Regions from separate parts of the Mus musculus genome. Here region 2 is linked to region 1. A link is a contact called in ENCODE POLR2A ChIA-PET data. All regions are on one chromosome and are shown on one strand. The core of a region is the stretch at or near the end of the contact, and the rest is flanking DNA. Distances in the headings are between cores, read along the strand shown. Region 1 holds the start of Ddb1 (damage specific DNA binding protein 1). Region 2 holds the start of Vps37c (vacuolar protein sorting 37C).

Region 1 (7,002 bases), core at 2,968-5,467:
TCTCTATGAAGAACAAGAAAGAGACATGTAGGCATTGGGAAGGGGGTGGGGGGTATTCGGAGCAGAAGGAAGCATAAGCCAAGGTATGGGATACAGAATAGAATAGTGGCTCCTGGAAGCATCAGAGTGACATAGTGTTGCAAGCAATATGGCCTACAGGAAGAGGTAGACAGGGGCCTCACAAGCCACAGGAAGAATCGTTCACAGGAATCGTCAGGGTCAAAGCCTCAGCTCCAGAGCCTAATAACTATCCTCAGAGCCATGTCCTCAACAGGCCAGTTAAAGAGACAACAGTAAGGAGCAGACAAAGGAGATTTATCAATTTACTTATAATTTATGTTTTATAATAATTTATCAGATTGTTCATTATTTATCAATTCATTAATATGTTCTCATTGGGAAGAGGAACAAATAAAGAGGTCCAGGGATACTCTCTCATGTCCAAAGCCATCTTCAGGGCACGGATACGAGGTTTAGGTTTAAACAGAGAGGTATGTATAACCTAGTAGTTCTAGCTGGGTGTGGTAGCACAGGCCTTAGGAGATGGAGGCTTGGGGGGCGGGGGTGGGGGAGGACTCCGGAGTTCAAGGTTAGCATCAGCTACACAGAAAGTTGGAGGCCAACCTGAGCTACAGGAGACCCATGTGTCTCAAACTGAACATAAAAACTGAAACAAGCCAGGCGTGGTGGCGCACACCTTTAATCCCAGCACTCGGGAGGCAGAGGCAGGTGGATTTCTGAGTTCGAGGCCAGCCTTGTCTACAAAGTGAGTTCTAAGACAGCCAGGGCTATACAGAGAAACACTGTCTTGAAAAAAACAAAAAAACAAACAAGCAAAAAAAAAAACAAAACAAAAAAAACCCTGAAACAAGCCAGGTTGTGGTGGTGTGTGCTTTTAATTCCAGAACTCAGGAGGCAGAAACAAAACAAAACAAACAAACAAATATAAAAAATAAAACACTGAAAAAAAAAAAAGCCTAGTCAGTTAGGGCCAAGGTGTGGTTGACTGACTCATCCCCTTCTTGCAGGCAGCTGAAACACTGTCAGAAACATGTGAAATCTCTTCCTGGCTGCTTCTCCTCGTGAGTGTCAGGGCCTCTGTCTCTCTGTCTTTACCTCCCCCAGCTTGAGATTCTTGGGAAAATTCCACTTTGTTGCAGGCATTATTTCAGCAGTCTGATAGCTAATGGGAAGGGGTGAAATGTCTCTTTAGAATGTCTGCATTCTGCCAGGGCAGTTACACGGTGAGCTATGGGCCTCCTTAGGAGAGAGGGCGTGCAAAGGCTGACCTAAACCCTGGAGAATACCTCTGGGTCCAGCTGAGTCTGTACAGCGTGTGCAGTAAGAGAGACCAGAGTCGCCGTGTGCCCAGGCTCTAGTGTCAGCAGGACACCACGCCTGAACTCAGGGAGCAAACCTCTGTTCTGGGCTCAGTTCTTCCTCTGGGAACAGTGATTTACAGAGCTTATACCAGTGTTACGGGAAAAGCTCGCTAAAAAGGTGCCATAGCCCCTTTTGTGAACAGGCTTTGAAAAGCTGGAGCTAGCTAAATAACTGTTCCGGGATGGGATGTAGCCAGCAGCCTTTGTCCTCAGGAGGCAGGAAGAGCGAGCCTCAAAGTGGATCCAGAAGAGACTGCTGGCGCCACCTAGTGATCGCAGCCTGACCCAGGTCTCCGCAAAACACACTTCCTGCCTCTTTTTTCTGAGCCTTTATGCAAAATGAAGCGCTGATGTCTTCCTGCCAGGCTTTCCTTCATTTAACAAGGGCCAAGGCCATAACACCTACTTAAGGATGACGAGAGTGGCCTAGGTCAACAGACAACAAGCAGAATAAAATGAGCTCCATTTCTTACGCACTAAGAGCCAGACCCATTTCTAAGTATGAATATGTCTAATTTAATTTCCCCAATAACCCTTTGGAGGTAAGATTAGTACAAACAGCAGAAAACTGAAGCACAACAAATGACTGTGCACAAAGTCACACAGCCAGCCAGTGCCTAGACCCTCCAGGTTCATCCCAGCCACATGCTGTTTTCCCAAGTGGCTGAAGTCACAGGCACAGGGTGGGGAAAGAGGGATCACTGAGTCTCCCTCCAAGAGATTCCCAATCATTCCTGCACCAGAGCCATGCCTGTTTCCCAGTAACACAAGGGAAAGGAAAGGCAAGAAAGGGGAGGTACAGACTAGGCCACTAGGATTCTAGTCTGATCAACACTGTGCGGCCAGGCCATGTGCTAGCAGGTCTTAGTCTGCCATACTGCAGATGAGGTTGGCGAGAGGAGAGACCCGGAGAAGTGAAGCCTTTGGCATAGTAGTAACACAGTGATGGGCACGAGGCTGAAATCGAGCCCAGATCTGTTCAAGATCAGTTTTAAAGCAAACCCCGGGGACACTGAGAGCCTCCCACATTGCAGTTCCCTGCTCTGGGAGCAGCCCACACATGCCCAGGCTGAGGAACAAGGGCCCGATCATTCCTCCAGGTTCCCTCCTTGACTAGCAAAGTGACTTATCACACAGCAAGTAACTTGTTGTTCTGATCTAAATGCGTGCCTGAGATCCTAGCCATAGGGGTTTCAGGGTGCCTCAGGTTAACCTCAGACCTGGCTTGGCCCAGTGCCCCGCCCACAGGAAAGGGAACGGGGATTAAGCTGGAGATACAAAATGAAATTCTTGTCTTCTGAACCCCAAGAGGCAGCATCGTCTCAGATGGGGACTAGAGAGAGTCCGGGTGTCCAGAGTGGGGTTCCCCATGGTCGTCCCTCTATTGTGGCTCCCACAGGACTCACCATGGTGGGAAAGTTCTGAAACAAGCTGAGCTCACACTTCTGCTCTGAGATGCCGCCGGGTGGACGGTCCTGACTGCTACCAGGTCTGAAGTAGAGACAGCAGCACCTGCAGGAGTGGAAAGGACTTGAGTTGCTGAAGGTATGGGCAGCCGATTGGCAATGTCATGCCTCCCGTGCCTGTGCCTTAAGAATTAGGGAGCTGCCTCAGACTTTGATCCAAGTCCAAACTCTAGTTCGTGGGCTAGGAATGGAGAGGAGCGTGGGGACTGACCAAAGTTCACACCCCCACTTAGCCAGAAGGCAGTGTTTGGAATCATGTCCAGCTTAAAGCTGGGAAGGAGAAAATGTACAAAGACCTTTACCTTTCTGGCTGGCCACACTAGTAGTGAGTCAGCTCTGTGATCCTATTTTACTTCTGGAACACAGACTGAAAGCTCTAGTGAGTTGTCTAAGATTGTGTTGCTGAGAGTTAGGACTTGAGCCCATGTCTAGTCTTGCTACAAAGCCTAATGTTTCCCCTTAGTCAACCAGTTTCCCAGAGTCAAGTCGAGTGCCAGCTGGGGAGGTACAAATCATCTTCAGTTCCACCTGGTTCAAACCTAGCTACACTGATCTCTGCCTCATTTGTAAAATAGGGAGTTAGCTCTCCTCCTCCGGCATTCTGGAGATGCTTCAGGACTAGGCTTCTGCTGCTCCTCCTTTGGGGTTGGGGACATGGAGGCTGTCTGATGAAGCCTGGGACCTGCATCTGCGGGGCTGATTGCACTAGTCACCTGGGTGTTTAGGCTCTTCCTGTGAAATTCCTGCGTTGTATTTGAGCTTAGAATTTGTATCGCAGTAGAGGCACTAATAGTGCTATCAAGTAATTTAGTGGAGAGTCCTTTCGTTTCTGGAGAAATTAAAAGAGGTGAGCAAACACACCCCCAGGTGATGTGTGAGGCTGGGATGATTGTTCTAAAGTCAGTTGAGGGCATTCGAGGGATCAGGAGGAGCTCGAAGAATTAAGCAAAGGAAAGCACGATTCTACTCTGGGATGTGCACAGATGGTCACCTCTTATCCCCAGTCTAGTCCTCCGCAGCCCTTCCTGTTTTAAAAGAGGGAAAACCCCGAGGACGCCTGGAGCTATGGAGGAAGGAAGGAGGCAGAATCTGAGGAAGGGGCGCGGATCTGGGCTGGGAAGCCAGCAGGCGGCCACTTAGGGCGTAGCAGACCAAAGAGGAGGCCAGTTCTGCCTGCGTACCGGTACTCTCGCTCTCATCCGGGTACTGCGACCTCTGGCGGTTAGGAGAAGGCGGGACCTCAGGGGGCGGGGCCTCGCTTGGTTGGCCGCCTCGGGCTCCGTAAGTCCTCCAAGAGGCCAGGTGAGGCCGTCCCGTGATCCTCTGCGCCTGGCCTCTCTGGCCTGCAACGTGTCTCAGGGGCGGAGGCAGCAGCCACGGAGTTGGCTGCGTGAGGGTGGGGGTTCTCAGTCTCTTCGCTCGCGCCCGTCTCTCTATCGTCGCTCTAGGCGCCCCACGGGCCAACCCAAGGCCTCAATATGTCGTACAACTACGTCGTAACGGCGCAGAAGCCTACTGCAGTGAACGGCTGTGTGACCGGTGAGATTGCCCCGGCCGGAGACCCGGGCAAGGGAGGGATCCCAGGCCTAGGGAGGCCAGCGGCCCCAGGGGCGGCGGGAGCAAAAACTTGGGCTCCGGGAATGGAAGGCGCTGGCAGTCGCGGAACGTCCCCCTTAGCTCGCGATCTCAAAGGAGCTGTTCCCACCACGCGCCTTTTGGGCAGCGGAAGCAGCTATTCTGGGTCCTTTTTTGCTCATAGGAGGTCACTTGTTATTGAGGATTGGTCCAGGCCTGATGGGACGGAGAGCGAAGTGTGAGTTGTGTGCGTGGTTGATTGAGTCTTCAAACTTGCCCCATGTGGTCAGGGGAAAGGGGAGATGATAATGGGGCAAGTTTTGAGTTCATAATTTTCCGGTGGATGTCCAGGAGGTTGAGGAATTTGAGCAATGTCTGCACCCCCCCCCCCCCGGCCCTCTCCAGACCCACCCTTTTGCCTGGGGCTGTTGTTTACTCCAGGGCGCTGCTGGAGAACAAGGTTTGGTTGGCCCGTCAGTGTGCGAGCTTTGCCTTGTTTGTGTGCGTGGCTCTTTATCGGCAGTTACATCCCAAACCAAAGAACATTCATCTTGAACTCATATTTTCAGCTACTTAAATTCGTGTATTTACGTAAATGCTAATCATTTCAGAACAAAAGTTTCTTGTTCAGAGAGAGCTACAGAGGGCTGGGTGGTGTTGGTAGATTGCTTGGGAGATAAAAGGACAACACTGAAGGCTCTGGGAAATTTTCTTCGCTTTATCTTTCTGGATGGGAACTCAAGGAAACACAGGCTTTCTCCATTAGCGTCAATTACAGTCTGCTGTTGTAATTTAGAAAGGAAAACCCAACAACCATCCGAAGAATTTTCGTGGTCATAGTTTGTTGAAGGCCAGGCTGTTGTTGCCCAGTCGACAGTACATTTTTAAAAGTCTGATTAAGACTATAGCTTTGTTGAGTGTGTGAAGCAAGACATTGAGGTGCTTCATTTGGTGAGGAGGCGAGGTCCTTAGGTAGATTTATTTAGAGGTACCTGAAAGGCCTATCCTCCAGCTTCCAAAGTTAGAGGCTCTCTTCTTTCAGGACACTTTACTTCAGCGGAAGATCTGAACCTGTTGATTGCTAAAAACACAAGATTAGAGATCTATGTGGTCACTGCGGAGGGTCTTCGGCCAGTCAAAGAGGTGGGAATGTACGGGAAGATTGCAGTCATGGAGCTCTTCAGGCCCAAGGTAAGGGACGGGCCCTGAAGGAACCCTTGGGTGCAGAGTTTAAATGGGATGGGTGAAGGCTTAAGTAGAAACTCTTTGGGAATGGCAGTCTGTAACCAGAATCCCAGAAGGAGAGAGTTATTAGGGAAGAGAACCTGAAGGAGCTTGTGGGTTAATGCCGCAGAGGTTGTAGTGTTAATCCTAGCTTCATTTCTTAGTCATCTCATGTAAAGCACCTTTGAAAGCCTTGATTTCCCCGTTTACAAATGGGCGTAACGGTGCCCTCTCCCGTAGAGTACTGTGAAGATAAAATGATTGATTTTCACAGAGTAAGCACATCCTGTTAGCTTAACAGTTTCATTACTATTAGAACAATTGTAATTCAACTGTATCCAAAACAAAAAAACCCCAAAAAACCATGAATGTTTTTGAGGACTGTTAGTAAAGATCTATTGTAGCTTTGCTTGTTATTACTACAGATTACTTTCTCTCCACATACATAGGTGAAGGAGAAACATTTCATTCTCTTCTCAAATCTTGAATAGAATGAGGTGAATTATAGAGGACTTTGCTTGTAGAGCAGAGAGAAAGAGAGCTGAAATTGCAAGGCCTAGATGCTTACCAGCCTCAGTCCTGGCCTTTTGTACATCCCCTTAGGGTCTTGTGCGAGCTTAGTACATGTTACAGGCTCGCTTAGTATTTCCTCTGTGTGGCGAGTAGAACTTGGAAGATTCTTTAAAAGCTTAGAATACTTAAAGAATGGTGTTAAGGCTGAACAGGTTGTTCCTGCTTTTGAAAGAATCTCTTGATAATATTCCAGGGGGAGAGCAAAGACCTGCTGTTCATCTTGACTGCTAAATACAATGCCTGTATCTTGGAGTATAAGCAGAGTGGCGAAAGCATTGACATCATTACAAGAGCCCATGGCAATGTCCAGGTGAGGTGGCTGCTTCAGGCTGATCAGTTTTTCCTGCAAGGACTGCTGTCATGATGCAGTGATGAGCAGCAGTTAACTGTCAGGGTGTCACTCTGTGTAATCAGAGAAATGGAGAACGCCCACATGGCTTGAATTGTTTTGATATTCCAAGGGAAAGTGAAAAATTCACTCACAGCGTGGGGGTGGGGGACGGACGATGGAACGACAATGTGCTCATGTTTGGGTTCCTGGCATGTTGGGTGGTCTTATAACCTATATCTGCCTGGGAAAGCTTTGTACCCAGTATCTTCTGCTGCTTTGAGTGAGCTTCCCTACCCTAATTCCAGTTTTTCCCCCCTCAGGACCGCATTGGTCGCCCCTCGGAGACTGGCATCATTGGCATCATTGACCCTGAGTGCCGTATGATTGGCCTTCGACTCTACGATGGCCTTTTCAAGGTCATTCCACTAGACCGAGACAATAAAGAGCTCAA
Region 2 (7,080 bases), core at 4,142-6,641, 83 kb after region 1:
AACAACCAGATGTGGTGGTCCACAGCTGTAACCCTGGAGCTGAGAGGGAAAGGCAGGGAGGATCAGAATGTCAAAGTCACCCTTGGCTACACAGGGAGTTAGAGGCCAACGGAGTTAAATGAGGCTCTGTCTAAAACAAGAAGGGGGTATAGCTGAAAATCTGAACACTGGCCCTATTCCTGTTGTTGAGTCATGGGATACTATTAAGGCCAACTTGTATGTTAAAAATTGCGTTTGTAGTAAGTTGAAATGTTTCCCGACTTTAGGTTTTACTTTACTTTTGTTTGAGATAGGGTTCTGTTAGGTTCTGTTAGCTGGCCTGGAAGTTACCATGTATGTCTGGCTGGCCTCAGACTTTACGATGGTTCTCCTGCTTCTGTCTCCTAAGTGTTGGGATCACACCAGTGTGCTGTCACATCTGTTAACATGTCCATCTTGAAGTCCTTATGCTTGGTGATATGCCTGGAGGTGCAAAAAGGGCAGACTTGGGTAGCCTGGTACTGACCAAGTCACTCTGGAACCTCCCTGAGCCCTGGACTTGCAGCTTTGGTGAGTTTATGGCAGGGCAGAGAAGTAGGAGAGATGGGGCAATTTAAAGAGGTAATTCTCAAGTTCTCAAGAAGTCTCTTCCCTTCTTTCTGGCTTTCTTGTCATTGGGACCATCTGCAGGAGGAGGGAGAGAGCCCAGGCTGAGACAGGGAGTTGTTTTGAAAGGAAAGGAAAGGACAGTAGAGCGACACTAAAGTTGGATAACAGAGAGGAGAATTGTTGGCATGGGATCCAACTAGAAAGGGACCTTAGAAGGGCACCAAGTGTTTGCAGCATAGGAGAGGAGGTGAAAGAGTCACCTAGGACGGTGGGAAGTGTGAGATGAACCGGGGTCTACAGTAAACAGATCAACTGGCAGAGGAAAGCAGACCTCAGACTGAGACAGCACATACCAGGGGTCCCATCCCACATGCAGCTTCTGGTACATAGATGCTGGAGGCTGGACCTGGTCCTTTTTCTTTTGAGTTCTTGTTCCAGATGAGGCAGCCTTACACAATGGCTGCTGTGTCACAGGAAAGGGGATGGCTGCCTCCAGTGGTCCTTTGATGACTCTGGGTATTGAGGTCACCTCAAAAGCTCTGAACACCTAGAACATCTCTCACCTTAAAATTTCCTCGCTGGCATGACTGGGATCCAACGTCCTCTTCCTGTTTTCCATCCTTTAGGGGAGGCGACTTGTCCCCCTGGATCAGGTTTCTATTGGAGAGTCCTCAAATTTCCCATTGGTTAGTTCTGCTTCATGACATCTCACAGAATCCAGTGTCAGAGTGTCCTATGGACACATGGGTTCTCTGTTATTGGTGGCAGGTAGGTTGTGACTTGGGTAGGTAGGACCTGGTCTGCCCTCCATCCTGAGTGCCAAGCAGACGTCACCAGTTGATCCCAGCACTCCTGACCTCTGGATAAAGCTGTAGACTCCTGAGCAACATGGGTCCCCTTCAGCAGAGTGTCCTACTAGTCAGCATTGGCACTTGTTCGGGAGTGATTGGTGTTTCCCAAACCCGACTCCTTTCTTTGGAAGAGGGGACACTGAGACCTGCAGCGTGTAACTTACCAGGATCTGTAAGGTAAGGCAGAGAGGCACTGAAATTCATGGTTTCTGACTTGGGCTTGGTCAACCTCTTCCTGGGGTGGCGTGGGGAATAGATGCCGAGAGTCTTGAGAGGGGAGACAGAGACGCTCAGTGGTATGGGCACTTTCCGAGGTCCACAGCTGCCACATATTGAAGTTCTTTGCCTGTCTCCACAGCTCACCAGACCCACAGCCTCAGAGCAGAAGGCGACAGGGACCATAGGCGTACTTGCAGCTGGACTGGCAGCAGGAAGCCAGAGGTGGTGCTACAGGTTAGCGCTGGACCATGCCCAGCTTGGCAGCCCACAGCATTCCCTCCTCTTCTGGGCAAGCATGGCAAAGACGCATAAAACCACGAGCACCGTCTACTTGGACTTTGTCAACTGGAACCAGATGCCCAGTGAGCCATGTCTACCATGTGGTCTGCACACACCCTGGGATAGCTAACAATGCGCGTAGCCCAACACAAAAGTTTGAACTTACTCAAAATATTATGAGACTTGTTTTGTATGTGATTTTGTTGTCGTTGTTGTTACTTGACTGTACAGTTCTTGACTGTGAACTTGGAAGTGACACCGTGTTTTAGGATTGAAAATGCATTTTTGTCTTTCTTTGGGGAACATGGTTGTGCTGAGCAGCTCACATGAGGCTGAAACCCAGGACTTTCTGCCTCTGCTTCTCAAGAACATCCTGGGAGAGGAGAGGGGAGGAGACCACACATGCTTCCTGAGTGTCTCATTACAGGGATCTGGCTGAGAAATAGGACAAGCCACCAGAAAAGGCCAGGCATTCCTCTGTCCCAATGACTGCTAGACATAGGCCTTGGGACAGGTGCTGATGCTAAGTTCCTGCTCACCTACTGAGAGGAATGTAGGAAGCAGGATCTACCAAGGGTGGGGCCATCACTGAGTGCCACATGGTCACACTGGGGAAGATTAGACAAGAGTGTTTGCACTCTCCCTAGTTCTATTGTGTGCACCTTCCAGGAAAACCAGAGAGGGCAACAAAAGCAAACCAAGAGGGCAGAGCCATTGTTATAGGTAGACATCGAGATATGTAGCTTATCCATGTGGCCTGGGCCCAGAGTAAGCTTGGCTTTGTTGACAGCCCTGGCCACCCTACCCGGATCACAGACAGCCATTCACTCTGAGCCCAGGAATCAAGTATGAAGGAGGCCTTGAGATCACAGTGGTAATGGGGTACAGAGGTCCCCTGGGTGAGTGTTGTACTCAAGTACAGAAGGGAGACTAAAGATGGGCAAGCAGGCATTAATCCCCCTCACTGGGGTGTCCTTTCAATTATGAGTTCTTCTTTGAGATATTTTAGTTTTATTATTTTTAAGTGTGTGTGTGTGTCTATGCAGAGGCCAGAAAAGAGGGGCATCAGATCCTCTGGATCTGGAGTTTCAGGAGGTTGTGGGTTACCTGACCTGGGTGCTAAGAACTAAGCTTGGGTTCCCTTTGAGAGAAATACAAATGCTTAACTTCTGAGCCATCTCTCTAGCCCCATCATGGAGTATCTTGAAGGAGGATGAGTTCTGGGTCTCTCCTTGGCATTACACACGGGGAACTGAGTGCTAGGAAACAGAAGGGACTTGGCCAAAGACAGTGTGGTTTAGTGGTACAGCATGAACTAGGACTTGGAACTGGAGAGTCCCAGGTTGGGTCCTGACAAAGTGTCTTCCAGGTCTGAGGTCTAGTCTAGTAGCTGGGAGTGGCCAGCTGAAGATTTGAAAGAATAGCTATGTGGCCTTCTGGCCCAGCCTGTGGCTCCAACTAGTGCTGGGGCTGCTTTGGGGATTCTATGAAGCCAAGTCAAGGCATCTTTCCTAGTGCCCCCTCTCACACGAGACCTTTTCCTGCCACTGCTCTCCCTCCCTCCTGTTATGCTCCAAGTCTGGCTATTCAAAAGGTCTACCACCAGTGCTTGGCACTGACAGACCCCGTGTTTGGTCTGCAGCAGACTTCTGTCAATTTCTCGGGTTTTGGTTGTTTGGGCTCTAGCTTTAGAAGTTCCCAGCACCTGCATATAATGATGCACAAAATGGAGTCTGCTTGTCAGCTCAAAATTAAAAACAAACAAACAAAAAACCCAAAAAACCCAACTCACACAGCATAAGAGAAAGGACAAAAACATTCAGGTTCACTGGCCTGGCCGGCTCTCCCAACCATGGAGAAATGGTGTCAAGCAGGCTTTCTGGAAGCGGCTGTCAACAGTCCTCACTCTGACTTTGAGTTCTTACAAAATGAAGTATTTGCAAAACAAACAGCATTGAACCCCTATCATGTTGGGTGGCCCCCAAAGGTAGCACCTCAAGCAAGTCACCTGCAGGCACAGCTGTCGTCTGTCCTGATTCCTTTTGTAGTAGCTGTGCTAGAGGTAGGGGAGAGTGTGTGTGTGCAGGGCCTGGGTTGTGTCTCCAGCACAGCATAACACTGTGCACTTGCCAGGTAGAGGTGAGAGCTTACTCTTGACTACTTTGAGAGTTCTAGGACAGCACAGGGGACTTGAGACCTGAGTACCCAGGGACCCCATGAGGTAGTAAAGGGGAGGGAGTTCTGACCAATGGGGACAATGATGATCATTTTAGATCTAGAATATGAAATAGAAAAAGTGGGAGATCTTGATGAAATTCGATGACCCAAAAGAGAAACTTACAAGATGGAAGTCCCCCCTCAAAAATAAATAAATAAATAAATAAATAAAATTGCAACTCTGTTGACTGATTAGAACTTCTTGATTGTGGAAAGCTGGGATGTTACAGGGTCCAATTAACTGATAATTATTGTTATTCTCCTTAATAAATGTTGCTCACTTCTGTGCCTTACCTCATATCAATGTGATTATCGGGTAAACCTTTTGGGATGCACTAACTCAGCAGACCCCAAAGCTAAAATGTAATCAAATAGCACCTCAGACCCAAACAGAGATTTTCCCTAATTTCTCATTACCCACTGGCCTGATGGTCCCAGCAATGTATTTGTAAAATGCCTTGGGGTAGCCTTATTCTGTTACTGTACAGACTTCACAAAAGCACTTTTACATTGGAACATGTTATTTAAGGCAACCTGAACCTGTGTCCCATGTCATGGTCACTCTTTCTTGGCTCTCTCCTTCTCTTTGAGGTGAGATCCATTTTGGGTGGACAGAAGTCAGAGTCAAGTGAAGGTGGAGGCCTCTGACACTGAGCCTGGTATCACTTAGGGCCTTTGGACTTCTCGTTGTATGACCCAGCAATTACCATTTTGAAGAGGCCAATTTGTGCTGGTCTCTGCCACTAGCAACAAAAGTTCTAATGTATAACAAAGGGTGGCAGGGTTTTCTTAGGCTGGAAGCTAATCTAACCACTGCAGCCAAAGTGGAATGGCGTTCACCTCTCAGGGCTGGTTTGTTTCCATCCCTTCCTGAGGCTTGTCACTCTGGGCGAGTGAGGATGGATCAAGTCTGACGCTTACACACTCATCTACAGACGAGTAAGAGCAATCTACGGTCCTGACAAAGGGTGATTTTTTAGGAAAGCTCAGAGCTGTTAGCAGTGTCTGAAGGGGACTCAGGACCGCAGCCATTCTAGTCCTGAGGCCAAACTATAAAAAGGAGTGTGCGCAGCAGGCCGGGGATACCGTGGTGCAATAAGAGCCCATCTGGAGCCTCCCTTTGGAAGTTCCACGCTTGTCTCAGGATATTCAGAGCAAACGAAGGGACGCCTGCAAGTCTGCGCAGGCGTACTCGCAATGGGCGGAGTCCTACGGCGGGGGCGGGGCTAGGGGTGGTGCCTTCCCCCGCGCGGGCGGGGCCGAGTGGCCTTCCGCGGGTGTGGCGCCTGAAGCCACCAGCGTCTGAGTGCAGGTATCGTGGCCACCCCTAGGCCTACAAGGCAGGACACTCGGGGCGCGGCGGAGGGGCAGTGCGGCTCGTTCTCAGCTGGACGCGGGAGTAAGTCACATCCGGTAGAGGCGGGGCTCGTGGATCCCGGAAGTGCGGGCAGCGGCTGATTGCCCGCGGTAGCGGCGGCCCCGGTAGGTGAGCGCCGCTGGGGAAGGTCTCGGGCGGCGGCGGGCAGCGGCCTACCGTGCCGGGGGCGTTGCCGGCGAACTCAGAGATGGGTTTCCTGGCCGAAGCCGGCGATTGGGCGCGATGGGCGCGTGACTCCCCGCGGGCCTGCGCCCCTGCAGTGGGGTGGGAGGGATGGACGGTGGGAGGCTGTCCTCGCCGGTCGCCTCAGCCCCGCCCCCTCCCACCTATCCGCTAACGCCACGCAACCCTTCACCCTCTGTAGGAGTACCTTGTGGCCTTTGTGTCATTAAGAGCCTCTTTGCCCCTTGTACGGATTGGGAAACTGAGGCCTGTGTGTATTCTGACTTGCCCCTGCGATATAGTGGAGTTAGAGGGACTCTGGCCTTTGTCTTGCTGGCCTGTATCATTCCCCAGGTTAGCAATAGGTAAGGGTTCTTCCCCTTTCTTCTGGACCCCGACTTGAACTGTCCAGCATGGCTGAGCCATCCTTACTTCTGGGCCTTCCAGGTGTATGGTCCCAGCATGTGCCTGGTTCTGCTTTGTTTCTCCCCTCACAGCCGTTTAGGGGTGTTCTTTCACTTTTTTTTGGTGGGCCAAGACATTCCCAGAGATGTGTTTGAGTTACTGGTAGAGTGGACTATCATCAGGGTCACATTTCTTGAGTCCAGCCTATACCTTGTCAATCAGATTTGGGCTAGCCACCTTGAGCCAAGAAACTTCACGGATACCAGGGCTCCTTCATCGCTCCCTGCATATTTTCCAGGTGTCTCTACCAATAGCGTGCCACTCCACATTCAGTGACTGTCAGTCCTGCAGCTAGAAATGGTGGTGATAGAGGGACTTAGAAGGGAAAGACTCTTCTTTGCTTGGGGCCCAGGGAGGGCCCTGATCTGGGGATTGTGGAACTGAGGGCTGCTGGGTGAAATGGTGGACTCTGAAATGAGTCTTTGTTCTTGGCAGTCATAGTGCCCAGAAAAAAAAAAAAGCCTTTTTCGTAAGATTGTCTTGGAAATCTGGCCCAGTGCCTTTGTAATTTCCATTAAGTAGAAAACATGATGGAGTGCTTCAGTGGGGCTGTTTTCTGTTGCTGTTTTGCCAAGCAGTAGTTCTGATTGCTTGTGTGGCTGTCCTTGCTGGGTACTGTTTTGGGGGTGTTTTACACTGGTTACTGGATATAGAGAACACCTCTGAGTGACTGGTGACCCGTTTACAGAATTGGCTACTATCAACCAATGAGTGGCTGTTAGATTTTTTTTTTTTAACAAAGCAAATGAGTCTTTAACTCTAATACTGCCTTCCAGACGCCTCAGTTGCCCTAATATGTTGGAGCTTAAGAATTATCTGCGGTCATTCTGGTTGAAAATGCAGAGCCCCCATCTCTGGAGAGTCTTGTGATGTTAGCTGGCTGGCGCCCCAGGAGTTTGTTTTTAACACATACACTGACTG

Evidence for each region. ChIA-PET counts read pairs that join two places held with the same protein, here RNA polymerase II (POLR2A).
Region 2: POLR2A ChIA-PET joins it to region 1 with 16 read pairs in Patski. The contact joins the promoter of Vps37c here to the promoter of Ddb1 in region 1. POLR2A ChIA-PET finds 5 or more read pairs at or near these places in 3 of 5 experiments (Patski and embryonic stem cell).

The regions. Positions count from the first base shown.
Region 1 is chr19:10,601,380-10,608,381 of GRCm38, forward strand. It overlaps Ddb1 (damage specific DNA binding protein 1), which reads left to right and starts at 4,218. Exons shown (of 27, transcript NM_015735.2): 1 at 4,218-4,387; 2 at 5,466-5,614; 3 at 6,414-6,530; 4 at 6,872-7,002. The coding sequence starts at 4,327. Tkfc (triokinase, FMN cyclase) reads right to left here and starts at 2,879. Exons shown (of 17, transcript NM_145496.1): 1 at 2,789-2,879. The coding sequence starts at 2,791.
Region 2 is chr19:10,683,344-10,690,423 of GRCm38, forward strand. It overlaps Vps37c (vacuolar protein sorting 37C), which reads left to right and starts at 5,392. Exons shown (of 5, transcript NM_181403.3): 1 at 5,392-5,636. It overlaps 2210404E10Rik (RIKEN cDNA 2210404E10 gene), which reads left to right and starts at 1,450. Exons shown (of 2, transcript NR_131163.1): 1 at 1,450-1,616; 2 at 1,798-2,215.